Regions from separate parts of the Mus musculus genome. Here regions 1, 3 and 4 are each linked to region 2. The links are chromatin loops, found by intact Hi-C in ENCODE. Cell type or tissue: gastrocnemius. All regions are shown on one strand.

Region 1 (8,000 bases), 160 kb after region 2:
ATCTCTATACACACAGGTCAGGGATGCTCACAAGGAATGAGTGTTCCCTCCATTCTGTAGCCCCAGGCTGCAGCCTTGTTTCTAGTGATGTGTAGGCATCTTCTAGAGGTTTTTATCCCCTCCTCAATTAAGTTATTGGCTTTCTAGTCACCTTGAGCAGTACTTAATTTACGTTTTCGTGCCAAAGACTGAAGTCTCTTTATACACAGAAGAACATAAGGTTTAAGTAAATGGACTTTGTGACAGCTGTCTTGGAAGCAGAAAGTTTTGATTTCTTGAATTCTAAGCTACCACAGGTACATGTATCTTTGCATACGGGATGAGGTATTTCATGAGCAATGAGCTCTGGTCATTGCTGACTTTAATTCTGCTGTGAAATCTATCTAAGCACAGGAGCCGATAAATAGAGGTAAGTGAAGAAATCAAGGAACGACCTGAACAGGTTTCTCAGATGCAATGAAGTAAGCGTCTTACTAAGATGCTCAGGCAGCTGGAGCCCAGCATACAGACATAGCAATGAGAGATAGGGAAAAAGCTGCTGGCCTCTGGTCCTGGGACGCCACTGGGAACGACTATGGGTCAAATGGTAGGTAGAAAGACAGAGTGAGATGCCAGATTGGATTGAAAGGGGTAAATAGGACTGTCCTTAAGAGAAAGACAGTGGAAGGAAATATGTGGGTTTCTATGTATAGTGGGGGTGGTGTTACAATCAGGGAAGAATTACTAATAGATTCTTTAATTCTGTTTTTTCCCCCTTTCCTGTTTGAGTGATTGGTTTGTTCTCCTACTGTTTGAATCCTTGATAAATTAAAATATGCATATAGTCCTCGACTATCTCAATAATCAGGCCCAGAGTTTCAATGACATTTACACTTGACCCCAAACTAAAATGAAAATGAAGTTAAAGTTTGCATCAGAGACCATTAAGAGACACTGGATACACAGGTGCCCTGTGTGAAATGGACATAAATGAATGCAGTAGCCACCCCTGCCAATTACCAGGGGAATGTGCTGAGCTGTCCTCAGAGGACCAGTAGGGACACTGCAGGCCTGCCTTCCTCCTCGGAATCCCAGGCTGTGTTTGTATCTGTCAGCCTGGATTCACAGACAAGAGCCTAGCATAAATGTCTTCTGAGAGGCTCCACCCCAGCAGATGACCGAAACAGATGCAAAGACCCACAGCCAAGCATTAGACCGAGCTCGGGAAGTCTTGTGGAAGAGTTGGGGGAAGGACTGAGGAACCCGGAAGGGATAAGGGCTCCACAAAAAGACCAACAGAATCAACTATCTTGGACCCTTGGGGAATCCCGGAGACTGAACCACCAACCAAAGAGTGTTCAAGGGCTGGACCAAGGAGCCCTGCACATGTGCATCAGATGTACAGCTTGGTCTTCATGTGAGTCCCCCAACAACTGGAGCAAGGGCTGTCCCTGAAGCTGTTGCTTCTCTGTGGATGTTGTTCCCCTAACTGGGCTGCCATGTCTGATCTTAAATGAGAGAGGATGTGCCTAGTTCTGCAGTGACTTGTTGGTATGCAGGGGGGCCACCTCCTCCTCAGAGAGGTGAAGGGGAAGGGTGGTGGGAGGAGGGTCCATGTGAGGGGGGTACTTGGAAAAGAGGGGGGCTGCGAGCGATCGGGATGTAAAGTGAGTAAATAAATTAATGAATGAAAAAGGAAGAAGCCACTGGAGAGATGTGAATGAGACACTGCGCCCTCCATTCCTCTTTGGGTTCTTCTACATGCAATGATGGTTAGATTCCTGAGGGAACGGGAGTGAAAACCTCATTAATGTTTTACTGTAATCATATTATTGTCTACATTTTAAGACAAGTGCCTGCTTGTTTTACAGGTGGAGTTTTGTATCCCTGAAGTACAATGACCTTCTAGGGCTGAGTTCTATGAACTGGCCTTGTAGCATAGAGTATGGTAATTCCGTAGTCCTCCATGCTCAAGTGCTTAGCCACTACAGTTTTAAGCGACATAGTCATATTGCTATGATCAGAGCTGGGCATATTTCTTACACAACTGTACAACTTAAATTCTTCATACTGAGGGGCCACACCTGATTCCTAGTACCTTGGTGCAGTTAAAACTGATGGCATCCTACAAGAGTAGCTAACTGTTTCTGCTGCATCTTCTAGATGCACGTTCTGCCTGGCGATAGGTTGGAGATAGTCATTCTTAAACACCCAAGAGCACACGTATGCCCCCAAAGTACTTCTTCTGGTGTTGTTCTCGAACATTCTAGTACCCCTTCTGTCTGAATACTTATGTGCACTTCTCGGCTGGACCCTCTCCTGGACTGTGGGAAGTCATAGCACATGGAACATCATGACTAACCTTGCCCTAGATCTACCACATTTCCCGGTGTCCACACGCCCCTATTAAAAAAGGGTAAAAGGTACCCATAAAAGCACCATGTAAATGAACTAAAAACTACTCAAAAAATGCTTAGCAAACTCACTTAGAAAAGGAAGCTCTTTTTTCTCTGACAATTTCCACTGAGATTAAATGGTTGATTGTAAGTAGGTTGGGGTGTTCTTGGCTCCTCTCCTCTTACCTACCCCCAGGTGCCAGCACACGCTTCCGACCTGGTGCCATCCTTTGACTTCTGATAAGAGTCCTCTGAACCTAAAATTAGCACTTTAAAAATGAATGAACTGAGGAAGGACTCTGAAAAGGCAAACATCTGGACTCAGACCTGAAATATCTTGCACACCTGTTGTAAGGCTCAGATCTCGCAAAAAAGTCTTAAAAAATTTTTTGGGGGGTCAGGTTGAAACGGACCCAATAGCAATTTCGTACATCTGAACACCATGCACGTGCGTCCTCTGCTCACAGGTCTCCCTCATTTGTCCAGGTAGCCATTAATACATCCCCTACCCCCAGTTTGCCCACACCATACAGATGTACATATTCCTGCTCTCTATGCTTTCCATGTGAAGAAGCGGGACTTTCTTTTGAGTCCCTTGGAGGAAGCGCTGAAGCATCCTGACTGACCTTTGTCCTCACCCTCTCCTTTGCTATCATTTCTTTACTCTTCTCCCTGCTAACCTTCCCCTCCCTCCTACCCCAAACCCTGGATAAGAGCAAGCAAGGCAAAAGAGAAAACAGATGGATTAAGAAACTAACATGAGACAGATGCTTAGCGTGGCTGATGTCATCACTCACCCCTCCCCAGTTTCCTGCGCTGCTTCCCTTTGCCCCAGCCAGGCCACACCCAGCTTACAGCTTTGTTCCTGCGCCCACCCCCACCTCCTTCCATTTATCAGTGTCTCGGAGAAGCACTCATCACCCAGAGCTTTTCCTATGCAATGCTCTCTCTCTGCCCTAGGCCAACTCTTGCTTCACTGTTTCTGCTGCTCGCTGCTAACTGCCTCCTGAGTGTTCTCTGTCTGGCCCGTGGGTCCAGCTGCCTTGTAGACATCAGCTCCTCTGAACACCTGGGCACACTCGTTTGGAACTCTGCTCACTGTGTGCTTTGGTCACATGCTCTTTTTGTGTATATAGGTAGTGCACAGAATGAGACATAATTGGAAGCGAAGAGAGATATTAGTTAGTTTAACAAACAGATAAGACAGCAAGGGAAATACAGGCAGAGGCCCTAGATGGTCAAATCAAACAAGTCCCCTCCGTACAGAGCAACCCAAGGATACTCTGAGCGTATGTCTCATCCTTATGGGATGAAAGTCACGTACACAGCACCTACCCTCCTGAAGTATAGAATCCTGTAACTATTTCTTCACCCTAAGCAAAACCGCTGCAGCCTTTGTCTCCCCTGTCTCCCCTGTCTCCAGCCCTGGCCATTACAAGTCTGTAAGATATGTCTCCTGCATATCTAACATGCCAACCTATTTTTTGGAATCCATATAAATGAGATCATAAAATAAGAAGGTTAAGGATATTTTGTTCTTTTGACATTTCAAAGAAGTGGTCATCTGTATAGGTAATTTGTCAGCAGAGGCGGGGGGTGGTGGGGGAGAGGCCTCTAATGCTATCCTTGATATTATGGTAATGATCAGTCAAAACGGCCATGATAGTAAGTTTCCGCACAATGTAATCATTGCTGCAGCTAGGTGGGGCTTGATTAAGAGGGGCGGCCCTATTTTTTTGCCTAGAGTAGTGGATTCTTGAGGGCCTAAGTGGAATGATGAAGAGCCCTTAGAAATCACATAAACCCCTAGAGGGCACTCACTTCCTGAGGAGGCTCCATCCCAGGCAGTGCAGAACCTCCCAGACACAGCTTCCTGTGTGTAAGCTTGGCCTCTGGTCTCTTGGAGCACAGTATTGGATGCTCTGCTCGCTCCCATTCTAGCACCAATGGCCAACCCGCCATTCACTGAATGCCCCAGCCAGCCCTAGCCTGTAGTTCATATGCCCAGCCATCCCTGCCTCTCCTTTCATCCCCACTGAGGACACACAGCCCTTAGGACCACATACCCAAAAGGATTTCTCCAGAATTAATTTTCCCTCCTCTGACGTTTAACAATAAATAGACAGGGTACCTGAGTCTTGGAGAGTACCTGCTTATTTTAAGAAATCACAATCATATTGATTCTCTTGTCAGTTTCCCCAGTGAATGAGGGGATGTCTTACGGAAGAAGAAAATGAGCAACAAATATATCCAGCAAAAAGCTGGAACCTACCCTTTCCCATTCATGGCTGTTAACTTAGAGCTTTGGAGACATGCGTTGGTTTTTGTTGTTGTTCTTGCTGTTTGTTTTAATATTCCTATTTTTATTTGTGTGTGTGTGTATGTGCGCACGCGCACACATGCTCATGCGGTTATGTGCATGTGTGCACGTGTGCACACATGTAAACTAGAGAACAACTTTTGGGAGTTAGTTCTCCCTGTCCTTCATGTGGTTCTGGGGACTTGAACGCAGGTCACTAGATCAGTGGCAGGCACCTTTACCTGCTGGGCCAGCCTCCTGGTCCTGCGTTGTTTTTCCACATTGGGAATGGGGAACTCAGAGGGGCAGGGTTTTTCAGATCACAATGTGAAAGAAAGACAGTGGGATTTGCCTACAGCACAGGCTCTGGGGTCCTGTGGCTAAGGACCAGCCAGGGAGGGACCGCTCCCATACATTTCCCCAGGCTCCATCACCCAGCCAGCACCCTTGTGCGTCTGTGTGCAGGGCTGGGTCGGGTGGATTAGTTTTGCTTCTCACTTGAGGACTACCAAGCGGCACTAGTTCTTAACCTTGTCACGGCAGGGACAGGCAGGGACAGCCGTTAGCGTGTGCTCGCCATCCCTTACAAAGGCTCCTTCTGCTCTGAATGGCATTTCTCAGGAATGAGGAAGAAGAGAGTGACTTACTGTACCCTTGGCACCCACCAGAACAATGTAAAACTATCAGCCACTGACTCCAGTTCCCAGGAGGTTGGTTTGCTCACCCAGGAAATAAGGTACAGGCTCAGAAGAAACATTCTTCTAACTTTGAAACTCTACTGCCACTATTATGACCCCCCTACCCCCACCCAATGCGGCCGCCTGATCAAGACTCTTTTCTATCGCGCCTCACTGGCAGATACCCAGTTCCTAAAGCCCAGCACACCTGCACCTGCTTACTTCTCTCCCTTCTTGCTGTCCTTCAATCCCGACTTTCAGAGCTGGGTCAGTGTGTCCCCGACCTCAACTTCCCCACAATTCTTGCTTTGCCTGGAGTGTAACAGCTGCAAACTTATATATTCTTTCTATACTCCGGGAGAAGAAATGGCGTGCTAAATGCTGGGGGTCTGGAATCATGGAGCAGCTGAGACCTGTTTTGAAAAACTACCCTGAAAAAAAAAATCAATGCTTGTCTGTCTGCTTACCAAGAATGAAGGGAGAAACTTTAAAGGACACTAAACAAGGGGAATATTACCATTGCAACTGTGGGGAGGGAGTCTTCCGCCACCCCACAGCCCTCTCTGCAAAGCGCAGGAGTGCCTCAGAGATGTGCCTTGTGGTGGGCACTAGCACACAAATAGCAAATATTATTCTAACATCCCTCCACTATAACATCTCTCCAGAGCGGGACACTGGAAGCTATATGCCATCTCAGGCCCATCTTCCCAACACAGACACTTATCTCTGCCCACGTCCTATAAGAAACACAAGTCCCAAGTTGTGAAGCATTCTAGAAAAAGAGTTCATCAAATTTTTTGGCTTCCCTCCACATCTGAAGACAGTGCCTGAGCCTTCGAAGCGGGAGAGGTGTCCCTATCTCCAACCAAAGTGGGACAAGGAGAGAAGAAGCATTTTTATACTTCATGCAGCAGTAAGGCTGCAGAGGCTGTTAATGGAAGGGCTTGTCAGGAGCAGAAATGATGCTGCATAAAACAGAATCCTGTTCTAAAAAAAGCAGCCTCACCATTAGTGAAATCTGATGCTGTATTGCGTCACACCCTTACCTCTTTCCAGGAATATGTACATTTAAAACAGGACAGCGAATAAAACATCCCAAAGAAGGAGGTTTGACACCGAACCAACGGTCCAACTACCACTTTGGAAAATAGTTATAGCTCCCTATGGGAGATCCTTCGTCTTGAACTTCCCTCCTGTCTCTCCCTAAGAGATTTACCACTCCCTGGAGGACTACTGACCGGACTTCACCCTCCTCCAGCTAATCCCCCTATGAGCTCCTTGAATCTTCATCACCAGTCACAGCCAGCCAGAGGATCCCTCACTGCTGTCCGCCCAGTGGTCCCTCCCCAGCACAGGCAGTTGCTCCCAGCATAACAGGTGACCGCTTATTTCTTATGACTTTGACCTTAGAGACAGGAGGAAAGGAACTTAGTTTTCTGTGGCTGTTAATGCTTGTCTTGTTCTGTTGAGAGGAAGAACAAGGTGGATATGTTCTCATGCAGGGAAGATACAAACCCAAGACAATTAAGAAACTAGGACAGCCATCCTGGTTTCTCTCTTCCTGCATTTCTCAAGAGACAATTATGGCTTCCTTCTCAAAGACGCCGGAAGTCTAGAAAGCAGACGGTGCGAAGCTGAAGGAGAAGTGGCACACTGTAGGAAAATACAAGCTTACCCTAGAACTGTGCCCCACAGAAAGGGCATGGTGAGAACAGAGCAATGGCGATTTCTGTAAATTGCCTGTCTGATGTGACCAGCTAACAAAATGCTGGGACAGGCTTGAAGAGGCTGCGATCTTGCCAGCAGCCAGACCAGAGGACCAGCAAGAGCTGAAAGTATTCCTTGTTGAAAGTGTTAGGGCTGGGGCTCTGCAGACATTTCCAACCACCCTGTGCAGTTCAGTTGTCTGACAGAGGGTCCTCTCCTCCACGTCCTTAGGTCTGAGAGAAGCTACTGGTGTAGCTTTTCATGGGCTGGCAGGACGGAGGAGGGATACCCAGAGGACGAGTCAAGATAAGGAGGACAGAAGAGAAAATACCACATCACAGCCTGAAAGGAGGGATGGACGTGATAAGAAGATTTTTATAAGACGTTATTTTCTTCGTTGTGTACATGTGTGCCTTGTGTAGTATCTGTGCACCCATCACATGCACACTCACATCAGCAGAGACCTTGGATTCTCTGGAAGTGGAGTTACAGATGGTTGTGAGCTACCACGTGGGTGCTAGGACCCTAGGTGCTACCAACTAGATCCTTTGAAAGAATAGCAAGTGCTCTCAATAGCTGAGCTATTTCTCTGGCTGCGAGAATAAGTTTTAATACAGTCAATGTAAACATTCTCATTTTGAAGCCAACTGCATTAGAACTGGATGCTCTGGAGGGCCGGAGCGAGCGAGGCTGAAGAGAGATGAAAAGGGATCTGAGGACAGCTACAGAGTACTTACATGTAATAAATAATCTATAAAAGAGAAGAAAGAAATGGATGTTCCGGAGCATGGGATAGGCTTGTTTACAAATGTGCATGCAATCACATCTGTGATTTGTGGAGGCTGTTGAGCACCTGCCCTGGACCATGAGAGCAAGCACTGACTTGGGGACATCTGGACAAGTCTTCTGCTTGAAAACCTAAGCTCGGCCTCCACGGCTGGG
Region 2 (8,000 bases):
GGGGAGGGGAAGAGGAGAGGAGGAGAAGGGAAAGGCAGGGAGGGGCCTTTCTAGAGAACTTTGTGAAAGGGTACCTTTTTGGAACAACAAAGAAAGTACTAATTCCTTATTTTCTTACACAAAAGTCTAAATTTTAAGATATTCTTTTATTTTTGAAAGGTTCTATATTTTATTACTGGACAAACACCCTAATTTAAGACACGAGCAGGCCTCCAGGTTAAAATGATGAAATCCATTTGGTAGGAGTAATCGATGACAATTCAGTATAAGCCCTCAGTCTTGCCATTGTGTGAATCCTTACAGACCCAGCTTCGTTCTCCTCCAGGGTCTTCCCTTAGAGTTGAACCTGATTTTGTTACCAGTTTTCAGCCGAATCCACTGAGGAATAGGACAATTTTGCTTCTGTTTCTTGGCCAGGAATCGCTTGATTCTGAAAGTCTTGTCAGAAGACATGGCGAGAAAGCCGAATCAGGCATAGTGCCTAAGATAGTCTCAATAGTTCTAAATATACCTAAGGTTTAAAGTCTAAGATTTAATTTAAGAATTTTTAAATACTTTTTATTAGGTATTTTCCTCATTTACATTTCCAATGCTATCCCAAAATTCCCTCATACCCTCCCACCCACTCCCACATTTTGGCCCTGGCGTTCCCCTGTACTGGGGCATATAAAGTTTGCAAGTCCAATGGGCCTCTCTTTCCAGTGAAGGCCAACTAGGCCATCTTTTGATACATATGCAGCTAGAGTCAAGAGCTCCGGGGTACTGGTTAGTTCATATTGTTGTTCCACCTATAGGGTTGCAGATCCCTTTAGCTCCTTGGGTACTTTCTCTAGCTCCTCCATTGGGGGCCCTGTGATCCATCCAATAGCTGACTTAATTTAAGAATTTAAAGTATAGCATTGTCTTACTGTCATAACTGCCCCCCCCCATGAATAACACTGTGCACTGACCAGTGCAAGAGTGTGTGTGTCAGGGTGTGTGTGGGGATAGTGTGTGTGTGTGTGCACGTGTGTGTGTGTGTGTGTGTGTGTGTGTGTATTAAGGCTGCTTAGATCCACTCTTAGCAAATCTCAACATGGTATCAAAGTTCCTCCCTTTTGATCAGCATCCCCCCATTTTCTTTAGTATGCCCCCCTCCACTAGCAATAAACTCCATCTATTCTCCGCTCGCTCACGGGGCATTGCCGACCTCACATTAGAATGACGTAAGAGCATTTATTGCACCGTGTCTCCCTTATTTCTCTCCATATAATGCCCTCTGGGGGTCACTTGGGTTTTGTCGAAGACAGGGACTGTCTCCTGAGGATCGTGGGATAGTATTTATACACCTAAATCACATTTGAAAATCTATTCATCTACTGGTTGTTTTTTTAAGTGTGTGATTATGGGGGGGGGAGTGTGTGTGATTATTGGGGGGAGTGTGTGTGATTATTGGGGGGAGTGTGTGATTATTGGGGGGAGTGTGTGTGATTATTGGGGGGAGTGTGTGTGATTATTGGGGGGGAGGCAGAGATGAATGCAGAGCCATGGGCATCCTTTGAGGCATCTATTGTCTTTACTCTGGATATGTGTTGCGGAGGTAGAATGGAGAGCCAGTTCCTATAGTAATTTTAATTTTAATTTTTGAGGACCCTCTGTAGTGGCTGTGTCAATCATATTCCCACCGGGTGGACAGAGGTTCCTGTTTCGCCGCAATCTCACCAACACTTGTCCTTCGTGCCTTTCAGACAATAGCTGTCCTAATAGACGTGAGGCGTGTCTCACTGGAGAAACTGTAACACTTCCCACAGGAACAAACCTGGATATTTTTATACCCTTGAGCTGACCTGTGAGTACCAGATTGACTGTGGTCTGGGTGATGACTAAGTTCTCGCTTTTATCTTGGGTTAAAGCATGGGTATCTTGTGTGGATCACAGAGACTCAAACTTTTATGCAGTATCATTGTGTCCCACTCTCAGTAGACGTTGCTGTGGCACAGGCCACACAAAGACAATGACTTCAACTAATTGTTACACAGTTTGCTCTTACAAAAGCTGTGCCAGCCTACACTCAGTTCAAGATTAGCTGGATAACCGGCCAACCTGCATCTTCCATTTCCCAGCCACTGAGCAGTTGGCAAGACAAAGGGAGACCCAGGATCAAGCTGGAAGCCCATCCTACGGATGCTGTCAAGGTACAATCCACTTCTCACTTCAAAAGAAATAAGAGCTCCTTTATCCTGGAGCCAAATATGAGTGGCTGTGGATTAGGAGCACGGATCCTTGTAACCCCAAATGATATATTCCAATATGGAAACAATTTCATGACATTTTTATAGATGCAGAACAGTCATAAATCAAGACTTTTTTTTTTCAAATACGAGTATAGAAACTTGCCCTTCATCTTTGATGCTGGGGAAAGAGCCGCTGGCCTGCATTCCAGAAGGTTTTACCTGATAACCAGGGGATGTTAAGTCAGACCCAGAAGTGGGTAATTTATGGCTATAAAGGGGCGTGAAAACAGCTGCAAATAGTTTGGCTCTGGACCTGCAACATTCCAACTCTCCTAAATCGCAAAGTTCTTATCAAGCCGACTTACAGACTCTTTACCAGGGGTATTTCCCAGTTCAAGAAAGCCGAGTTCACAAACACTTCAGCTTTTTTGCTTCCTGTCCACTTCGGTAAACACAGCAAGGCCTTGCTGCGGAGGAGATTGGGAGTATAGTCCTTAGAATTCCAGAAAGTCTGCAATTGCAACATTGTGACTAGATTTCACCACAGTTGGTAGTTTCTTCCACCAGGAGTCACTTAGTGCCCCCGAGGTTGGTTTTCCTCTTTCCCATGGTGTGCTTTATATTAATTGAAATTTTGTTTTATTTTCATTTTTTTTTTCCTTTTTGAAATTCAAGATTCACGTTCCTGGGGGAGGTTTGGGCTTTCTGTGCCATTATCATGTCCCCTGGGCATTGCAAAACCTACTCACTTCCTCCTGCATGAGAAAATCCATGCCTGGTAATAGGACTGATTCAGAAAGCGAGACCGTGCCTCTGCATTTATCTGTATCCTACAGTTCATTTTCCAAGATCCCATTCCCTCTCTCAAAGTCAAAGTCAGACCCATCAACCCGGTTGTGCAGAGTGGCATCAGCAACTTTTTCTGGCTCCCAGTGTCTTTTACTTTTTAGCTCTTTACAGTGCAAAAGTTACTATTAGCGTTTGTGCTGTAGAAAACAGGCAGCTGTCATGGATTCGGTACATATGTCATGGTTTGCTGTCTCCTGTGGTAGACAGTGAGCTATTATTGTGGGTCCGTATGTTTTTTTTTCTGAACGCTAAGGAGGGAGAAGTTGTACCAGATGGTGGATATCAGGGAACTCCAAGGAGCCTCTTGCTCCATCTGAGCGACACCAGCGGCTCTGTGACCCTGGTGCAGGAGTGCGCGCTGTTTTACACTGAGTATGGGAGACAAAAATTATACTAATTTACCAAATTAGTATTTCTGATAGGATCGAAGCTGAAGGGTGCTCCACAGACATGTCAGGGCATTTTAAAAGTGCCATAAACATCTGTTCACTTAAGCTTGCCTCTGTTGAAGAATACCTATGGCACTGTAACAGCTAAGAAAGTCCGTGACTTAGAAATGATTCCCGTTCCTAAATTGAAAGTACCTGTGGGTCTCACTACCTTTCGTTGCTCATTACATCATTCCTTCCGTGATTAATCCATAGGTACTGGTTACCCACCATGTACCAAAGAGGGTACTCGACGCCAGGGACATGTGTTAATGAATCACTGTCCGTCCTGTCCAGCAGGGGGAGCCCGAGGACTAGAGGCGGTAACAGCCAAACCTACGCCTAAGACAACATGGCAGGTGCTGCTGTGTTATGGAGAACTACAATAAAAGAAAGGATTTGTTGTTGCTGTTGTTGTTGATGACATTAAACCTAAAATTTAGATATTCTTTGAAGGCACTAGAACGGTGGTAAAATCTCCAAAATAAATGGTAAGTAGACCAGAGGAGGCAGCATCTTAGACATTTAATGTCACAGGTATCCAGAGATTAGGAACCCAGGCCCAGCTGGCTGGAGGAGAGGCAGGCTAGTGAGCCCAGGAGATATGAGGTCTTAATTCATTATAAGGGCTTTGGATTATATTTTGAATGTGCCGAAGCTTCTGGAAGGTTTGGAGCAAAGGAGAGTTAGTCTCTGACTTTGATTTTAGGGACCCATTTCTAATCGCCTGGAAGAGAGCGCAGTAAGGCAGAGACAGCACCAGGAACAAGCCGGAGGCCGTAATTGTTCAAGGGACAGTTGTCAGTGGTGGGACAGAGAGAAGGCAACTGTTTGCACCTGGCTCCACAGGCTACCAGTAAGTCTGCCTTTAATTGTATCCATTTTCTGATCCTGGAGGGATCCAGTGTCATCTAATTGTCTATTTGAGGGTAGGTGCTGTTAGGCAAAGCCTCTTACAATGGAAAACACAGGCTAATTAAACTAGGATTTATTGTATAGCCTACTTTTATATCTCGAAATCTTGACAGAGCCTTGTTATTATCACTAATAAAGAGCCCTGGCTATAAATTAGGGTGACTTCATGAGGCAGCACTTCCTTTAATATTGAAGAGTTGATAGGCTCTATTTAGAGCTGAGTTATGTAGCACACTAATCTTTCAGCGGCGGCGAGCTTTCCAATGCTCCGCTGACGTCACCGGATTGCCTGCTTGCAACAGGAATGAACACAAACACACTCGACTGAATACCCAACACAGCGAGGCCACAGCTGCACCTCCCAAATCTAAGCTTGAGACGGAGCCCCAGTCAGTTGCGGGGAACGAGAGCCGAGCGGTGGATCTCAGCTCTTAAAATGAATACATTCAGAGTAAGTCAGGAGCCGCCAAACCTCTACGCCCACAATTGCCAACTTCTTCCCTAGGGGAGGGTTTAGTGGCAGAATAAAAGAGCTTATTACACCTTCTCTGTAACCTATCTCTTGGCCACCTTTTGAGCTTCATGTCAACACTAAGCTTGGATTTTTCCCCCTCCCCAACATTTATTAAATTCACTTGTTAGTTGATTTTTTTAAAAAAAATATTAGCTTCTTTTAAGTATAAAGGGATTTTTAAAATCAGAACAAATGGGTCCCCTTGTCAAGACTAATCTTGTATCTTCTCATAGTTACAACCTACAAAGAAAAGCAGGCAGACTTAAATTACTTTATAGTGTAATTAATTTTCACGCACACATCCACAGACTCATGCAACTACTATCCAGATAGAGAAATAACATATTTATAGAATTCCAGATAGTTCTACTCCCTACTAACCAATACTGGGAATCATACTGACCCCTCTGTCCATGGTTTTCCCATTTTTAAACTCCATACAAATAGACTCACATCACACATAATTACTCTGTCTCGACACCATACTTGATAGTGTGTGTGTGTGTGTGTGTGTGTGTGTGTGTGTGTGTGTGTGTGTGTGTAAATTCGTGAATGTGGTGACAGCCGCAAAGGTTCACATTTCTCAGCTACTTAGCATTGTGTTGTGTGACCATGCTACAGCTTATTTATCCACCGATGGACCTCAGAGTCTCTAGCTTTGGGCTGTGGGTAAAGTTGCCATGAACTTTCTCATGCATGCGCTTGGTGCACAAAAGCACTTGTTATGATGAATTGCTGCAGCAGAAGGTCTGTGTGTGCTGACTGTGTGTGTTTCTGTGTATTTCTGTGTGTGTGTGTGTGTTAAGCTTTCTATTATTGGGCAAGGAATAATTGGGGTCAGAAAGACAAAACACGTGCGACTGATGTGATAGAATGCTTAATTGAATTACTCAAAATTGTTTGGTTATTTTCACTCTTTTCTAAAAGCAGTGAAGAATCCCGAGGAGAAATCACCTCCTCACATCTCCTAGGCTGGTCTCAGCTGAGAAAAGCAAGCAAGCACAAGCAGGAAGTGATGCTGGCACACCCTGAATGTTCACCAAGAGTACACAAAGTGTGCCATGTAGATACTATGAAGTATCATTCAGCTGCCGAAAGAAGCAGCCCCACCACATGCTACAAGATGAACTGTGACAGCTCTATGCTAATGGAACCCCAGGAAGACCTGCATTTTATGGTCCAATTTTCCCAAGTTAGTAATAGAACCTTGTGGGTTAGAGAGACCACGCTAACAGCGCTGGCTGCTCTTCCAGAAGACCCAGGTTCGATCCATAGCACCCACGTGACAGCTCACAACCACCTATAACTCCAGTTTCACGGGATCTGACTCCCTCCCTGGCCTCCCTGGGCACTGTGTGAATACTCAGACTCCTAGGAAGCAGAATAGTGGTGCCCAGGGGGAGGGAGAGAAAAAACAAAACCTTTGGGTAATGGTGAAGAGTCTTATATTTGCAAGGAGAGAAAGCTGTCAAGATAACTTCTACAAAACAAAAACCAACACTATGCAACATATTTGAAGTGGTTAAGAAAGAAATAAACACAGAAAAGGATATATTTTAGAGTTGGGAACCCTTTTAAAATGAAAGTATATGACATCACTTCCTTCCTCTCGTTCCTTCCCTCTCAACCCTTGAATGTTCTTCCCACTCTCAAACTCATGGCCTCTTTTTCTTTGACTATCACACACACACACACACACACACACACACACACACACACACACAGACACACACTACTGAATCCATTAGTACTGCTTCTATGTATATGATGCTACGGGGACCACTTGATACAGGATAAACTACTAGGGACCTTACTCCTGGGGAAGCTGAGTTCTCCCTTGGCATTTGCTATGGTTCTTTGTCTAGGGGTGGGGACCAGTGAGGTTCTCCCTTTCAGCATTAGCATGTCCATTAGTAGATGTTAATTTTGAAAACCAGAGAGGAAGAACAACACCCCATAATTTTAGCTGATAAATAGTCTTCTCTTACTTTTTGGCAAACTGGTCTTAAATGAGACGCAGTCGCTGTCTGCCAGATTCTTGTGTTTCAGATGCTGGAGGCAGGGGAATCGTGGTGGGGCGGGACAAGTGTGGCTCTCCGTAGAAGGGGCTTAGGGTCTGGGTAAGAGCCTTGAAGTTGAATAAACTTGCATAGTTATTGTTCAAGTGTGGAAGAACGTCATAGCACATTAAGTACCAGCTACTTCCTAGGTCTCTCTAACTGAATAAAGCTACCCCTGTCCCTCAGATGTTGCATGAAGCAAAGTCCTGAGTTGTAGCAACTCTTAAATAACCTTGAAGAAACATTCAGTTTGTGACAGTTTTCAGCTTGTCAATAGATATGATCGAGCATAAAGCCTCTTGGTAGCCGCTGAGCTGCAGCTGAAGCAGCCCCTGCAGAAGCCACCTCCATGGAGGATCAGCTGCCCACAGTTCCTGGCGGGGGCACCAGAGCCTTAGGAGCAATGCTGAGGCTTTCGGCACACATCATACCTTCCCCAAAATGGTCATGACTTGAGGTAAGCCGGAGAGCACGACAGGCATGTGACCTGTTGATGAATGGCAGGCTTTCCAGCCAAGAACATTATTGGATCTTTCTTGTCCCTGGATTCGGCTTCCTAACTTGACCTCACTTGAAAATAGAATGGGTTATTTAGAAGCTGAGACAGGATTTATTGCCACGGAATTTATGAATTAGCTTTTACCTCTACTGGGAGCTGAGCCTTTGGGTTAGTCTTAGGCAGGCTCTGACCTTGAGATACAGGCTGCCTGCCCTGCCCTTGACACAGGAAACAGTGTCTAACTTCAGGATACAGATCGGTGAGCTGCCTCCTTTCCACCACTTCCTAAATAGACCCAGAGAAAAACATTGTAACGATGAAAACAATAATTGTTTCTATCAGCCCTGTGGTCTCTGCTAAAGCAGATAATATGAATTACAATGTTATACACTTTCCATGGGTCTGAATACACTTATTTTTTGTTTCAAAGAAAGAGGGTGAAAATAATATTCTCTGAATTTAATTTTTTATTCCTTTCTGGTATTTTTTCTTCCCTCCCCTCCCTCCTTCCACCCCACTGCT
Region 3 (8,000 bases), 69 kb after region 2:
GTTTCTCTGGTTTGGCTGATGGCTGGGGAGTGCTTATGGGCAAGGGGCCCTTGGCTGTGGCTACCAGTCCAAGCCCAGCAGTGGATCTGTTGAGAAACTTGAACTTCAGCTTCTCCTGCAAGCATCAGTAGATGTTTTTGTGTTTTCCAGGTTGCTCTATTAGGAAGCCTGGGGTCGCCTTTTTACTTCTTTCTCCCAGGCTAGAATTCCGATGGCGTGAACGTCATCTTTCACAAACAGCCAAGTTTCTTGTAGTTGAGATAGTTCAGACATGTTCACATCTGTGTGCTTACGCAGGAAGACTCAAGTTGCATATGCATCTTATAACTGTGCATTGGCCTTCTTTTTTTCTTTTTGTTTTTTTTTCTTCTTCAATGATTCTAATTAGCTTTTTGACTGGGAAAATTAAGCTAATGAATTTGGAGTGTACTTTCCAAATAGTTTTCTTGTGTGAGTTCTGACTTCTTCATCCAGCTGAGATTTTTGAGTCTGCATCTAGCTTTATCATTTTCTCAGATAATAGAGCCAGGTAATACAGACTGAAAGCAAGCATTTTTTTTCTTGTCATTTTCCAAGGGAATGTAGTTAACTAACAAGCTGACTTGTTTACTTGAAAATCATCTTTTATTGCTGGCTCTGGAGCCTGTGATGTCATCTCTTTGGATAACCTGTTTTACAAACAAGGAACAAATGATAAAATGTGGTGTGTGAAGAATCTACAGAGATAGTTATGCTATGTAGGTTTTTCTTGTAAAAGCAGTCTCTTCCATCCAAAGTAATAGTTATATTCTCAGCAGAGTGAGGAACCAGGGCAATCTCTTGGCCAGGCCATTGGTTCTTGCCAACATAAAACTGTGTATGGGTTTGGGTCTGGGAAAGGCGGGGCACGAGGGTAATGGAGAGGGAGGGGCTTGCAGAATAGCTCCCACAAGGCCAGTGTGGGCACGCTCAGATTTCCAGCAGTGCTGTTGGTTGCCTAGTGTGGCTGGGCCAGAGACTAGTAGCCTGCTCCCTTCAGGATAGCCCTTTTTGTATTTCTCAGCTCTTTGTTAATCAGGATTTCTTTACACTCTTAACGTTTATTGAGAGCCTCAGAGGGCACTCATACATAATTGAATTGGTCAATATTTACTGTATTAAAAGTAAACACGAATAAAAGATTAATTCATTCAAAGTATCAAAGTTCAATGATTAATTCTTATATAAATGGTAAGTTTTAATAGGCTATAACTTTAAAGGTTGGTTAGAGAAGTGTCATTGGTGTTTGTTTTTGTCAGTCTTGTTGATGTACGGCACAGTTGAAGGACATGAGCCTCGGCTCCGCCTCTGCATTCAGTCTGCCCTTTGGAATGTTACACTGTACACTGGGACAGTCTGAGTGAACTGGAGTGTGTATATGGCCAAAGTACATGATGCACTTGAAAGACATGGTATGAAGCCTAACACTATGCTCAATCACAACAATAATAAATTTAAAAAGAAGACAAGCCATATTTTAATAATGTTAAGATAAGTTTGCGTTCCTGCTCCTCTAGAATCTCAGTGACTCTCAGATTGTGCCTGGGCCACACTTTGCGATCACTGGGACTAATGTATACGTTGTCTGAGAGCAGAGAGCATTTCTGTAGCGTTCTTAGGACCTGGAGAATACCTTTACATCCACTCCTTCAGCGTGCTTACTGGTTCAGCTTTCCCCCTAACATTCCAGGGACAAGCACCGTCTGGTGACTCAGAGTGCAGCTTCCTCCTCGGGAGCCTTTCCTTCAGTTAGTCAGGCTGTGAGAATCTCTGCTGCCTTTGACTCGGCTGCTAGCTGGGTGCCAGCGTGCCCCTTGATGATGCGTGTGACTGCAGGCTGGGTGCAAATCAAGATAAGTCACCGAAGGGGAAGAGACAGTCTCACTTGAGTGCAGAGAGTGAATTCTAGGAAGTCTTGGAGGTTGCCAGGAGAACTAAGTTGTAATTGTTTTCTAGAAACAGAGTGAGTATGTTTTCGGGGGTAAATTGGTATCCATGCTGCTCCCCAGGCAGCCTAAGCCGAGAATTCACATTCTCGGTAGCAAGGCAACGGCAGGTGCCTGGAGAGCAAGTGGGAACAGTCGCTAGTCTGAAAATGTCAGGTTCATCTTCCCCAAACTGATGGCGGAAAGATGTACGCTTCAGCTCAGAACAGGCGCGTTGCGAAGGATTAGGCGTTCAAGCTTCCGATAGATAAAGAGTAAACAAGCGGTATCAAAAGGTATCTCAAGGATTGTGCGGTAAACTGTTTAATAAAGTAAGGGTACAGCTGATGTTTGCAACAATTGGAACAAATCTATTAGTTACAGCGGGGAAGCTCTCTGTGGGGATAGTGGCTTACAAACAGTTGGCTCTGCATTGGACTCACGCCGGAATGGAAGTGAAAGCGGTCTCTAAACACCATGATTCTGTCTGCTGTCTGAGAGTGAGTGATCGTGGCATTTTCTAACTGCTTGTCTGTTGGGCACAGAAAGACATCGCGGAACACTCCACTAATAGTCTCTGAACTTCTCTCTCTGTCCTGTTCTTCCTGGGCCATGTCCTGCTGCCTTTAGCGCTTCAGCATGGAAGGGATCTCAAATGTCATTCAGAATGGCCTCCGCCACACCTTTGGAAACTCAGGCGGAGAGAAACAGGTGCTCCGTTTTCCTTCTTTTCCTCACCCTCTGCTTGCTCCTGTGCTCTGCGAGGGCCCTGAAAGTTGTCACTTTTACTAATTGACTGAGAGCATGGGTGGAAGGGGAGGGCTGCAGGTTCATTCTGTCTGTGTCTGAACCGAGATGGACAGAATCTGCCTTTGGGGAGAAAGCGTTGGGATTGGACAACAGACCGATTGCATCCTTAAGCAGGTTTCAGGGCCCCGTTTTCATGCCCACCTTTAACAAATAGATGTTAATAAACTGACGTAATGGCTTGCATGATCGTGAAAACAACTGAACTGGAACATGATACATTGCTGCTAAAATTTAGAAAAGAAGATCTCATTTCGAGGAGAATGTGGCCAGAGCTTTGTTACCTTTGAGATTAGAGTCTTAGGTAAAAAATATGCAGCGAGCAGATCTTACCTCTTTTATCTGACGTTGGGCGTTTTGTATGGTGAGCCAGCTCAGTCGTCAGCCTAGTGAGGAGTAAGACGACGACGTCATGGATGCAGAATTATATGCTGTGAGATGCGTAGTCAGATGTGTCGCAACTTGGTTTGTATTTAGGGTTTTACATAATTCAAAGGAGGGTCACGAACATGGGAATGTATATATTGGTGAATGTATTTGAAATCATCTTCCACTATTTGAAAATTCTACCTGACTGAGACACTCTTGTAGGCCAGGTCCTGGCTGAATAAGAAGGTGCGCCACTGTAAGATGTAGGAAGTCCAAATGCCTAGAGATTCTTCAGGGTTAGTTTTTTGTGTATCACTCAAGATGGGAAAGAGTTGGTATTAGAGAGGGCAGCTTCACCCTGACATTCACAGCTGATAGGGAGGCCCCTTGGGGATGGGTGAATTCTAGTTGTTATTCCGTGCCCCTTGCCTCCGTCAACCTGCAGGATGGAAACATAACCTCCAGGTGATATGGCTCATGAGGAGGTGGCCACGGGCCAAGGCATAGATTCCTGATGTTTCTTCACATGGCTTGGCACCATGAGTAAAGGCTCAGTTGGGCACATCATTGGCATTTATGGGATTTTTAAGAATATATATATAAAGAAAGATACTTGGGTGTACAGTTGAGCCTCACCGGGAGAATGTGGGGCCCTGAGATTTAAAAAGTTGAACAGCTATTTTTTACTATTGTTTGAGCCCTATTGTTAGTAAAAATAACAACTTTTACTATTGTTATTGTTTGTTTAGCAACTTTTTCTACCTTAATTTTTTTAGTTATTTATAGAACCATATAGTCTGTGGGGATTAGGAACAGAGAATGAATTTGTAGGACAGGCTTGAAGAAGCTCAAGGACAGTGTAGGACACTAAGTTTCTATGTGAGCTTTTGCAAGCTGCTCTGAGCTGTAGAATAGAGGGCTCTAGACAGTTGTTTCTGGAGCATACTTTCAGGAGATTTTTCTTTTCCTTTTTGAAATTTTTAAACCTAAGTGTGATAATCATGAGTGTTTAGAGAGAGTGAATTGGTTGGACAATTTGTCACAGATTCAGAGATTATTTTTATTATTCATTTACCTTTTTGGCCATTCTTTCTCAATTATCTAATCTCTAATATCTAAGGTCACTTATATGTACTAACAACCACTTAACATACTAATTTTGTTTCAGTAATTGTTTGGGAAGTAAGTCTTTGTTATCAGTGTCTCGAAGAAATTGGTTTGTGTCTGAAACATTGTCGTGTTATTCAAGTTGACTGCTGTTTTCAACCGGAATAAGAATGGCCTTAAAGGGAATGATTTGACGGCCAGAGATTATTATTTGTATATATTGTTAAAACTATGATGTTAGTTTAATGACTGTTCTGAAAGTATGTTGAAAAACATGCAAGTAAAGTGCTAGATAAGACTCATTAGAAATGAGCAAATGAGCCGGCTGTCCTCAGCACTCACCCCGTGAGCAAGCGTTCAGGGACTGAGCTGTAAGAAGGCCTTACTTATGCCGACAGGAGACTTATACACAGCAGGCAGGATTGAGGAGAAAAATGAGCCCCAGAGGAAAGACTCGGACCTCGGGGATGGCTGTCTATGCCCATGTGCCCACCTCCAAAGCAGCCCTACTTCTGTAGAAAGTAGATCTAGGGAGTGTATTGCTGTGAACATAAATTAACTCAGGCCTGAATGATTTTTTTTTTCTTTTAACTTGGCAGTATCTGACGACAGTCATCCCTTACGAGAAGAAGAGTGGCCCGCCGTCCGTGGAAGATCTTCAGATACTAACCAAAAGTGAGCGAAGGCAAATCTAAACAACTCCTCATTTGACATGTGCTGATTCCTAAGCTCTCGGGTTTAGTTCTGAAGTTTATTTTTATTTTGTCAGTGTAGGTTGGTCAATGGTGGATGCCACCCTGATTCTTATGACAGTGAAGTAAATAGCTATCATATCAAATGGAGTGCCGAGTTGAGTGTTGTTTGAATTCTTTCCCTTAAGTTTTGAAATATTTGTGAGCTAAGTTTTTTTTTTGTTGTTTTGTTTTATTTTAGAAAACATGTAAGTTGAATCTCCATCATTATGCATGAGACCGTGTCTGTCTGTCACCGAGTAAAATGCTTTGTGGCTCTTATGCAACTTAGTGACAGACTAGGAGAGGGGTAGAGATGTAGGCTAACAGCTGCCTTTTGGGGAATGGGAAAGCAGAGGTAGCTGTTATAAGGCTGTCCTAAGTTGGCAGTGAGTCCTAAGAGCATGCATCTATCCAGCAAGCATTTCTAGGGTCGGCTGTGGGCCAGGCTGTTTTCTAGGTACATTAATGAACAAAGCAGACAGATACTCCTCCAGTATGTGGGGGTAAATTTAAAAAATGATTTGTGAGATTAATAAATATACGTAGTGTTGAGTATGTCTTAGGATAGCCATAAACAGCCACAGAAACCTGGCTGCTCTTTATTTTCAGGGGTATTCTTGGAAGTCACTTTCTCTCTCTTGGCAGCAATGGAATATTATAATAAAAATATTTTCTCAATTTATCCTATAGTAAATAAATTCTGTCTGATTCAGAGCAAGTCACAATCAGCTTAGCATGGGCTGGAGAGATGACTCAGTGGTTAAGAGCACTGGCTGGTGTAGAGGACCCAGATTCAATATCTAGCAACCACATGGCAGCTCACAACTGTCTGGAACTCTAATTCCAGGAGTTCTGACATCCTCTTCTGGCCTCCACAGGTGCCAGACACATATATGATATACAGATAACATCCTTATACCAAACAAGCAAACAAACACACAAGCACAGTTGCTGAAATTTCATAAACAGAGGAAGTGAAGAGATTGAGCCCCGCAATTTGGCTCCCATATGTAAGGCAGCACTGAGTGGGCTGAGGTGGGAGGACTGCCCTGAGATTCTGAGATGTGACCATCCTGGGCTACACAGAGTGAGACCCTGTCTCAAAAGAAACAAACAAAATAGAAAGGATTAGACTTGTTGACATTACTTCTAATTGTAAATTGTATGGTTTCTTATTAGAAGGAAATGTGTATCATGTGTGTGGATAATGTTAGTGACATACGGGCAGGAGGGACGGGCAGCTTCCTCTAAGCCACTCGCTGCCTGCTAACCTTGGTTCTTTATACTTTTTCATGGTGAGCAGTGCATGGAAAGTCTTATATTACCTTATGATATAGGTAAATCAAGGGATGTCAGTCAGTGTAAGATGAAGAAGCCAGAGCTCAGCTGGGTGGGTGGTCAGCCTTCTCATTTTCAGCAAGAGCTTGCACATTTGTGTGTGTCCAAGATCACATAAGATGGTTAGTTACAGGGCCGAGTCTCTTAATTCTTGGGCAGCTGCACCCTGAATGACCCCAGCTCCTGGAATGCCACTTTAGAGAGAAGTTAAAAAAAAACCAAATGCTGAAGCCTAAAAGCAGAAATGCCGAGCCTACTGATTGTCTAAAGAAGGGAGAGTAAATACCGCTTAGGCAACTGCAACTATCGAGCCCAGGAGCTGCAGCCCAGGGACGAGGCAGAGTCATTGAAGTTCCATGTCTAGAACACTCTTAGGTGATAGTTTCCTAGATGGACACAGTTGTTTTTGGAATCTTCTGGGCATCTTTGGATGACAGAATGACATCCACTCTAAGACAGCTCTGATGATGCTGTGATGGTAGAGACAATTGGGTTTACCCGGGCCTCTGCTGTCGTCATAGAGGAACAGCCATTCATGCATCTGTGGACTTCCCCGTAGAAGCTGTGGGAAGGGAGTCACAGCGTGATGATACTTGTAGTCATGAGAGTTCCATCAGCTCCTTATGGTTAGCACTGGGCCCTACATGTTGTCTGTACATAATGAGGCGCTGGCCCCTCATTCACAAGCCCTGAGTTAGACCTGATTATTATCCCCATGCTATGGGTGAGGAGCTTGGCACACAGGGTGGCAAAGTACCTTATTCATAATTAGAGAAGTGCTGGAGCCAGTCAAAGCCCCAGAGGGCTGACTTAACAGTGACACTGTGTGGACTCCTCATACATCCAAGGAAAACATTAACTAGGAAGGTACACAATTGAGAATTTGTCTCTACCTTGCTGGTTTAGATTAGAAACCGAGACCTAAAATCTGATGCTGAGTGGCTGCTGTTTCAGTCTTCAAGTTTGGTATTCACCAAGAACATAACATTAGGCTGGCAGGCAGGTGTGCCTCCGTGTTAGCACTTAGTCTGGCATACATGAAGCCCTAGGTTTGATCCCAGCAATATCATTATGTGTGTATGTGTATCCTCTTATACATACAGTCATACACACAGAGACTGGCAGGCAGGCATGCACACGCGCGCACACGCATGCACAGACACACACACACACACACACACACACACACACACACACACACGACAAAACCTCCTTATCTTCTTAGATGCTTGGAGCTGCCTTCTAGGCCTTTTTTCATTGATCTTTCAATTTTTTCACTAAATCTCCCTCGTCTACTCTCTAGAGAGTACAGTTAAATCTCCCGTTTCTCCAGAAGGTCCTCCAGTTCCAAGGACCTGTGAGGGGAACAGCGCTCATCCAAGTGCACAGCGCACTGTCCTTCACTTCCCAGCATGCACTGGGACAAAGCAGATGCTTCACGAATGGCCCGTCCCTCGTTCCTGCCTCCAGTGCTTGGGAATGTTGGCCGAGGGAAATGATTCCCATGTCTCCACTGAGATTCACCGTATTCTCTTACCTAGAAGAGATTCTGTAAGCCGTGTGAATCAGTCACACCATGTCATCCGTTAGTATTGAGGCTACAACTGTGGAAAGACATGTAGCTTTTGATCTGGATCCTAAGTTATTGTCATTGTCTTTTTCTTGTTTGGCAGTCCTGCATGCCATGAAGGAGGACAGTGAG
Region 4 (8,000 bases), 410 kb after region 2:
GTCCCATCCCATCGGCAAACACCAATCCTTGGTTATATTGATGATACTCCGTTATGCTTGCAGACAGGAGCATGTTGTCCTCTGAGAGGCTCCACACAGCAGCTGACTCAGACAGTTATAGACCTTGACCAAGTTACCATTGAGTAGAGTGTTGTTCAGCTTCCACATATATGTGACTTTCTATTATTTATGCTGTTATTGAAGATCAGCCTTAGTCAATGGTGATCTGATAGGATTCATGGGATTATTTCAATATTTTTGTATCTGTTGAGGCCTGATTTGTGACTGATTATATGGTCAGTTTTGGAGAAGGTACCATGAGGTGCTGAGAAGTATGTATATCCTTTTGTTTTAGAATAAAATGTTCTATGGATATCTATTAAATCCATTTGTTTCGTAACTTTTGTTAGTTTCACTGTGTCTCTGTTTAGTTTCTGTTTCCATGATCTGTCCATTGAGGAGTGTAGGGTGTTGAAGTCTCCCACTATTACTGTGTGTGGTGCAAAGTGTGCTTTGAGCTTTACTAAAGTGTCTTTAATGAATGTGGCTGCCCTTTCATTTGGAGCATAGATGTCCAGAATTAAGAGTTCATCTTGGTAGATTTTACCTTTGATGAGTATGAAGTGTCCCTCCTTATATTTTTGATAACTTTAGGTTGAAAGTTGATTTTATTCGATATTAGAATGGCTACTCCAGCTTGTTTCTTCAGACCATTTGCTTGGAAAATTGTTTTCCAGCCTTACTCTGAGGTAGTGCCTGTCTTTGTCCCTGAGGTGGGTTTCCTGTACGCAGCAAAATGTAGCCAGTCTGTTAGTCTATGTCATTTTATTGGGGAATTCAGGCCATTGATATTAAGAGATACTAAGGAAATGTAATTGTTGCTTCCAGTTATTTTTGTTGTTAGAGTTGGGATTCTGTTCATGTGGCTATCTTCTTTTAGGTTTAATCTTTCATGTTGAGAGATTACTTTCTTGCTTTTTCTAGGGTGTAGTTTCCCTCCTTGTGTTGGGGTTTTTCCTTTATTATCTTTTGAAGGGCTGGATTAATGGAAAGATATTGTGTAAATTTGGTTTTGTCATGGAATACTTTGGTTTCTCCATCTATGGTACTTGAGAGTTTTGCTGGGTATAGTAGTCTGGGCTGGCATTTGTGTTCTGTTAGGGTCTGTATGACATCTGTCTAGGATCTTCTGGCTTTCATAGTCTCTGGTGGGAAGTCTGGTATAATTCTAATAGGTCTGCTTTTTTATGTTACTTGACTTTTTTTTTTTCCTTACTGCTTTTAATACTCTTTTTTTTTTTTTTAGTGCATTTGTTGTTTTGATTATTATGTGTCAGGAGGAATTTCTTTTTTGGTGTGAAGTATTTGGAGTTCTGTAAGCTTCCTTTATATGTTCATGGGCATCTCTTTCTTTAGGTTAAGGAAGTTTTCTTCTATAATTTTGTTGAAGATATTTGCTGCCCCTTTAAGTTGAAAATCTTCATTCTCATCTATACCTATTACTATTATCCTTAGGTTTGGTCTTCTCATTGTGTCCTGGATTTCCTGGATGTTTTGAGTTAGGATCTTTTTTCATTGTGCATTTTCTTTGATTGTTGTGCTGATGTTCTCTATGGAATCTTCTGCACCTGAGATTCTCTCATCCATCTCTTGGATTCTGTTGGTAATGCTTGCATCTATGGTTCCTGATTTCTTTCCTAGATTTCTATGTTCAGAGTTGTCTCCCTTTGTGATTTCTTTACTGTTTCTACTTCCATTTTTAGATCCTGGATGGTTTTATTCAATTCCTTCACCTGTTTGGTTGTGTTTTCCTGTAATTCTTTAAGGGAGTTTTGTGTTTCCCCTTTAAGGGCTTCTACCTGTTTAGCTGTGTACTCCTGTATTTCTTTAAGGGAGTTATTAATGTTCTTCTTAAAATCCTCTATCAGGATCATGAGATATGATTTTAGATCTGAATATTACTTTCTCGGTGTGTTGGGGTATCCAGGACTTGCTGTGGTGGGAATACTGGGTTCTGATGATGCCAAGTAATCTTGGTTTTTGTTGGTAAGATTCTTGTGTTTGCCTTTTGCCATCTGGTAACCTCTGGTGTTAGATGCTCTTGCTGTCTCTGGCTGGAGCTTGTTCTTCCTGTGAGTCTGTAAGCCTGTGTCAGCACTCCTGGGAGACCAGTTCTCGCCTGGCAAGACCAGTGCACAGAGGACTGCAGAACAGCCCCATCTCCTGGCTGAAGATCTATTTCTGTAGGACCCTGTCTCAGCTGCTCTGCTGCTTCTGCAGCCTGTGCACTCCTTAGTGGACCTGTCTTAGGGAGTCACTGGAGAGAAAATGGCGATCTCCCCTGAGTCTAGGTGTCAGAGCCGAGTGAATACATTCTAAATATAGATAAGGACATTAATAAAATGACACCCAGGTAGGATAGAATGCGTGGTTAAGTGATCACTCCCCTTTCAGGATGTGATTTGACTATGGAAGGTTGGCAGTTGTATACATGTTAAGTGATTGGTTCTTTAGTTTTGTGCCCTGTTGTTAACATGTTCCTAATGTAGCACCCTTTAAAATACCCTTAATTTTTCATTGACACTGTGGATGTATAGCAAATAAATGAGTTATTATGATATTAAGTGTAATGGACATTTTACTGAGAAGTTTCTTGAACTGGGTTCTGACTTTTGAGATCACTCATTCCATAACATAGTTCCAGAAGAAGGGAGGGGCCTGCAGGAAATCTAAATGTCTGGATGAAAAGCTATCAGTTGAGAAGGATCAATTATCCATTTTTGTCAGTATGATACCAAAGACTTAGAATATTAAAGGAATTTTTAATTATATGCTATCAGATATTATATGTTCTGTGGATGTAGCTAGAATGAAAAAAAAATGTAAGTACAGACCAGGAAAAAGCTGATGGGTGTGGTAGCATATTCCTGAAACCCTAGTGCTCTGGATGCTGAAGTTGGAGGGTCATGAGTTCAAGTCCCTTCTGGACTACATAGTGAGGACATATCTAGGGAAAGAAGGAGGAAAGGAAGGAGATAAGGAAGGAGGCAGTAAAGGATGTGTGAGCAGAGATGTTATCCTTGAGCAGTCATTTAAGAGTGACTCAATGATATCTTACTAGGTTAAGAACTTAAAAGGTATTGGCAGAAAGATATGGAGGAGTCTGACTGACTCTGCAGTGTTGACTTTGTGTGTGTGTTGCATAAACTGAAAAATAGATCTTTTATGACAAACAAACAAACAAACAAAGAAACAGAATAGTCTACAACATTCCAGTCATGAAATTTCCATCTTGGGGTATTTAAAATAAATTTGTTTTAGTTTTATTCTAAAGGAAAATGATAGTTGTACTTTTTGAGAAACATAATAGTGGCTGGCATGCTAAATATATTTCCTGTATTAATCCCTGAATCTATAAAAATCCAGTAATATTTGTTTTAAAATTTGCATAGCACAAACAGTAGTAAGGATGACTATGGCATTTTCCTCTTGTTCATGCCTACTTCCTTAACATGGGCTTCTCCCCACTGCTGTTTTCATTTCTAGTGTCCCTGTTCATGTACTCATTCACTTTGGACTTACATGCACACACGTGTGAGCATTGTAAGCTAAGAACCACTTTCCAGAGGATCTGACATTACAACTACCAAGGCAGATCAAGGAGTCAGTAGATTTTTGTGGTATTTACCTCTGGAAACCCATTACTTATTGATAGGCAGTTTTTTGCCATTAAGCATAGAATAAGAAATGAAAGTGAATGGAGTTCTTAAGAATTTGTCAGAGGAAGGAGAAAAGAAGGCAGGAAGGGAGAAGAGAGGGTGTAATCACTTGGGTGTGGGAGGTACAATGAGAACTAACGGGTAGCTAAGTATTCTGTTTAAATATGAGTATGTCATTTATCTCTTCTTTAAGACATGATGTCAAAGTACATTAAGAAAATGATTTGAGGGGAGGGAGACTCTGTGGTTAAAAGCCCTGGCTGCTCTTCACAGTACCTGGGTTCGTTTCCCAGCACCCAGATTGCAGCACACAGCTATTTAACTCCAGTCCGAGGAGATCGGGTGCCCTCTTCTGGCCTCCTTGGACACTGCATGAATATGGGTCAGAGACACACGTGCAAACAAAACACCCACTCACATAAAATAAATATTTTAAAAAATTAAAGAAAGAAAATGAATGGCTCTAAGACAATAGCAAAGTGTTATTTTATGTCACATAATTCAATGCATGCATATGAGAATCTTTGTTTTATTGATAGTACTATTTGAGTTATGTTCAGGGAATCAGAAGTACTTAATATAATTAACTTTCAAAAGATTATAAATTAATTCATATCTACGGTGCTGTTATTTTACCATAATTTGAAGGAATCTGGTTTGGTTAACAGTACTTAAATTTCACCACAACGTTTTTAAAATTCCAATGCAAATTGGAGTTCCCTAAACTTTTGCAGAACTGAGTAGTATTATTCTTGTTAATTTTCAGGGTGTTTCAAATCTTTTATAATTTCATAAATAAATGTTTGTATCTCCCCTATAAGGAAGGGCAGCCTTGATCCTGAAAGTGAGCAGGCTGTGCCAGTAAGCCAGGGGGGCTGAGATCTAGCTCTGTCTCCTTTCTCTGTGACCTTGAACCATTCAATTTACTACCTCTCTGACCAGGAATTTTCTCACCTGTAAAATACAAGAATTGAACTAGATGATCTCTCAGATTCTTTACTCTCAAATTTTATGGCCAAGTCTACTTTTTGACAGCTAAAAAAGATGGGGCTAATTTCAATGCATATTGTCTGTCTGCATATCTAGCATATAACTGATTGCAGATGCCTAGAAGCTAAAATGAAGGGTCAAAGAGGTACCATCTGCTTCTATTACCAATTACATTGTGAAGCTGCCTCAATTTTTTTAAACATTTAGTGAAAAACAGAAGTTGGCAGGAAATGTGTTATAAACAATATCACCCCTACACATTCATTGAATAATTCATAGGCAGTGTGTGGTAGAGCCATCGTTTCTGAAGTGCCATTTTTTCCCCCAATACCTGAATGTTCTGCATCAGTAACAAACAATTTAGTTAACATTATTTTGATAATTACAGTGCTTAGAGATTGAGGTATCAGATCCAAATGTATTGTATTCTTATCAATTGCTTCTGGAATAATTTTTCCGTATTAGATAGGAATGAAACTTTTACCACAGTTGATTATTCACATATTTTTTTTAAAATCAGCTTTATTGAAGTATAATTGACAGACAAAAATTGTATACATTTAAAGTGTACAATATGATGTTCTGATGTAGGCAGTCTTGTAGAATGATTATTATTGGTCTAATTAACACCTCAATCTACCCATACATTAGCATTTTTAGCGTCTGTTTGGTAAGCAAACTTAGGATCTGTCTTAACAAATTGCAACTACATTAAACTGAGTTATTAATTAAAAATATGAATAACTTATTCATTCTAGACATTTAAAACTTTATATGCCCAGTCAACATTCTCCCATCCCCCAACCCCAGCCTCCCCTATTAGAGAGTCATCACCACTACACTCTCTGCTCTTGTGAATTCAAATGGAGCGCATGCACAGGTAATGGAGATCATACATTCCCTTGTGAGTCTGTTTTGCTTTTTGTTTGTGATCTCTGTCCTCAATTAACCTGTGATTGGCAGTGTTCATGGACATCAGGACATCATGTCTTAAAGAGTCAAGTGATGTGCTCATGGATAAACAGAATAAATAGCTACCCGGAGGTAGCCACACCCACATGCTCATACTTTCCCTTCTCCCTTCTCTTTAATTTCTCCTTGCTTTGCCAAATTCTGAAGAGCTCCAATCACTTTCACTTCTTACTCTATGCAGACACCAGTGGGCCCAGAGACATCAAGTAGCCAGAGTAGTTTATATGTAGAGAAAAGAAAATCCAGTTTGGGGTGGTCAGTACCTCTAGTGTATCCCACAAGTAGAGCTGTCAGGATTAGCTCTCCCTTGTCCCCTGAACCAAGCCTCATATAAGGCCAATCAACAAACACTGTAGCCCATGGACCCCCCAAAGAGAAGCTTCTCAAGTGGTGGGAAAGTTCAGAACAGTTAATTTGAACTAAGAATATAGTGAAAATATTTAAACTTGGCTGAGATTTTTCTGCTTCTGTTTAAATATTGGTTATGCCTGATGTTGTAAAAGTTCACATCAAAGAGAATGAAAAAGCTGAACTATGAAGCCAGAGATGATGGAAACCTGTGACAGTTATTTCTATTGTCAACTTACCACTAACTAGAATCATCTGAACAGGGAGGATCTACTGAGCAACTGTTCAGATTGTCCTAATTGATGTCGAAAGACCTAACTCAGATGTGGGTGGTGTCTTTTGGTAGCACCCCAGACAAAAAAGGTGTGGTCCAAAGAGTATCATTCCCCTCTTTCATTCTTGGCCTTCCCTTGCTCTGGCAAAATAATTTGCCATTTTGCTGCTGCTGCTGTTGTTGAGGGTAGAGTCAGCGTTTGCAGGCACCCATCATTACCTGAGGACCAGCAGCTCTGTAGCAACCATCAAGGTCTTCAGCACTAACTGGAAGTGCTAAAACACTACTTTCATGGACTGAGCAACTATCAGGTCCTTAGCATCTTCAGTTTGAGACCTGCCTTTGGAAGGCTGCTTTGACCTCTTAGGCACTCAGCCTTCAAGACCCGAGCAAATGTAGGATTCTCAGTTTGTGGAGTGAGTAGATGGTGCTCTTTTTAATATGCCTATAAACAAACAAACAAACAAACAAACAAACAAACACATTCTTGTCCATTCTTAGTACAGAACCCAGCCAGGTTTTTCTCCCTCCAAATATCACAGCTTTGGAAGTGATCTTAGGAATAGCTGGCTGGATTTGTAAGTACATCCCTTTGCCAATCAGACAGACTGCAAAGGAAAAGAACTTCTCTACTTCATCTCATATAAGATTGCCAACATAACCTAGTAGTCAAATGAGTGCAAGATAACATAATACAGCAAGTCTGGGGACACTTGCTTGTGTTTTGCTATTTAACAGGCCTGATACAGACCCTGGCTCCCTACCCAGATGTTAACTAAGAGTTTTTACTACAGACTGGTCATTGAGAAGAGTGACACCCATTTCCTCTCCAATGTGGGATGTCTCTATTTAATAACACACTTCAGGAATCATGGGCAAGGGCATCATTGGGACCTGAATTAGAGTTCAGCTCCTTTATAGCAGAATTCAGTAAAGGTTTTCAGTCTTTGGCTTGTTAATTGGAGTTAACAGAAAATTTTCATGCTGTGAAGATTATAAAGTAATGTGTCCAACAGATAGTAGGGTACACATGGGAGTGATTAGCATCGTTTTACCCTTTAAGGATCAAAAGTGAAACATGGTTGTCAGATGGGATATTGACCCACTTGTATTCTGACTACTGACTGCAAAGTTTCCAACCCAATGTTGAGAATGCAGGACTTTCTCCTGCCAAATCTAACAAGCAAATGCTGGGAGGTTTGCAGAGACCTTTCACTGTTGTATGATGTTGCCTTTGCCTTGGCAAGATTAAGGAGGTTGATTCTTTTAAAGACACAGTAATTAAGTAGGCAGAGTATGAACTGTCAATAATACCAACAAAGCAATTCATTAAGTGAGAGCAGATGCTATTGGTTAATATACTGACTTTAAACAAGCAAAAGGTTACCACAAAGTAAGCCCAATTTTTTCATAATTCATATAAAAACATATAAAAACATGTTGACTTTATTCTTCAAAGTTTTCTGGATGTTATTCAAAAAAGCATGAAATACATATTCCTGGAAATCAACCAGTATGTTTCTATAGGAACTGCAAGTGGTAAAAGAATGTGCAACTTCCTGGAAATTGCACTTGTGCTCAACATATACTATTGTTTAATTATAACAATGTGGTCAAAGAGCCATAGATTGTGAAGTCACAGAAATATGGTTTTGAATTCCATTCTATTAGTATCATCGAGATTTTGTTTATTCATA

What was found. Hi-C counts contacts between places; a loop is a spot of excess contacts. Peaks named below come from ENCODE experiments on the same cell type or tissue, not always from the same donor. Only the 100,000 strongest peaks of a DNase experiment are listed, where the experiment ranks them.
Region 1: a loop joins it to region 2, with 2.7 times the contacts of the local background. A loop is called at or near these places in 3 of 42 quality-filtered maps.
Region 3: a loop joins it to region 2, with 2.0 times the contacts of the local background. A loop is called at or near these places in 2 of 42 quality-filtered maps.
Region 4: it touches region 2 in a loop (5-fold over the local background); 12 of 42 quality-filtered maps call a loop at or near these places.

What each region holds. Positions count from the first base shown.
Region 1 is chr17:78,294,561-78,302,560 of GRCm38, reverse strand. The region is part of intron 4 of Crim1 (cysteine rich transmembrane BMP regulator 1 (chordin like)); the gene reads right to left. Among named protein-coding and RNA genes, the nearest start is that of Gm41620, 17 kb to the right of the region's middle. In gastrocnemius, a CTCF peak has its summit at 4,178 (motif pointing right); no DNase peak of the experiment used is centred here; H3K27ac peaks cover 1,471 bases.
Region 2 is chr17:78,451,098-78,459,097 of GRCm38, reverse strand. It overlaps Gm32464 (a long non-coding RNA gene), which reads left to right. Exons shown (of 5, transcript XR_876967.1): 3 at 1,728-1,828; 4 at 2,019-2,174; 5 at 3,707-3,899. It also overlaps the pseudogene Gm19399. Among named protein-coding and RNA genes, the nearest start is that of Gm32464, 9.0 kb to the left of the region's middle. In gastrocnemius, CTCF peaks have their summits at 3,787 (motif pointing right) and 7,357; a DNase peak (open chromatin) is centred at 3,790; H3K4me3 peaks cover 732 bases; H3K27ac peaks cover 2,081 bases.
Region 3 is chr17:78,381,645-78,389,644 of GRCm38, reverse strand. Fez2 (fasciculation and elongation protein zeta 2 (zygin II)) reads left to right here. Exons shown (of 8, transcript NM_199448.3): 6 at 4,826-4,901; 7 at 7,972-8,000. Among named protein-coding and RNA genes, the nearest start is that of Gm32336, 15 kb to the left of the region's middle. In gastrocnemius, no CTCF peak of the experiment used is centred here; no DNase peak of the experiment used is centred here; H3K4me3 peaks cover 851 bases.
Region 4 is chr17:78,037,464-78,045,463 of GRCm38, reverse strand. No RefSeq gene overlaps it. Among named protein-coding and RNA genes, the nearest start is that of Gm32076, 52 kb to the right of the region's middle. In gastrocnemius, CTCF peaks have their summits at 2,243 and 4,076 (motif pointing left); a DNase peak (open chromatin) is centred at 2,206.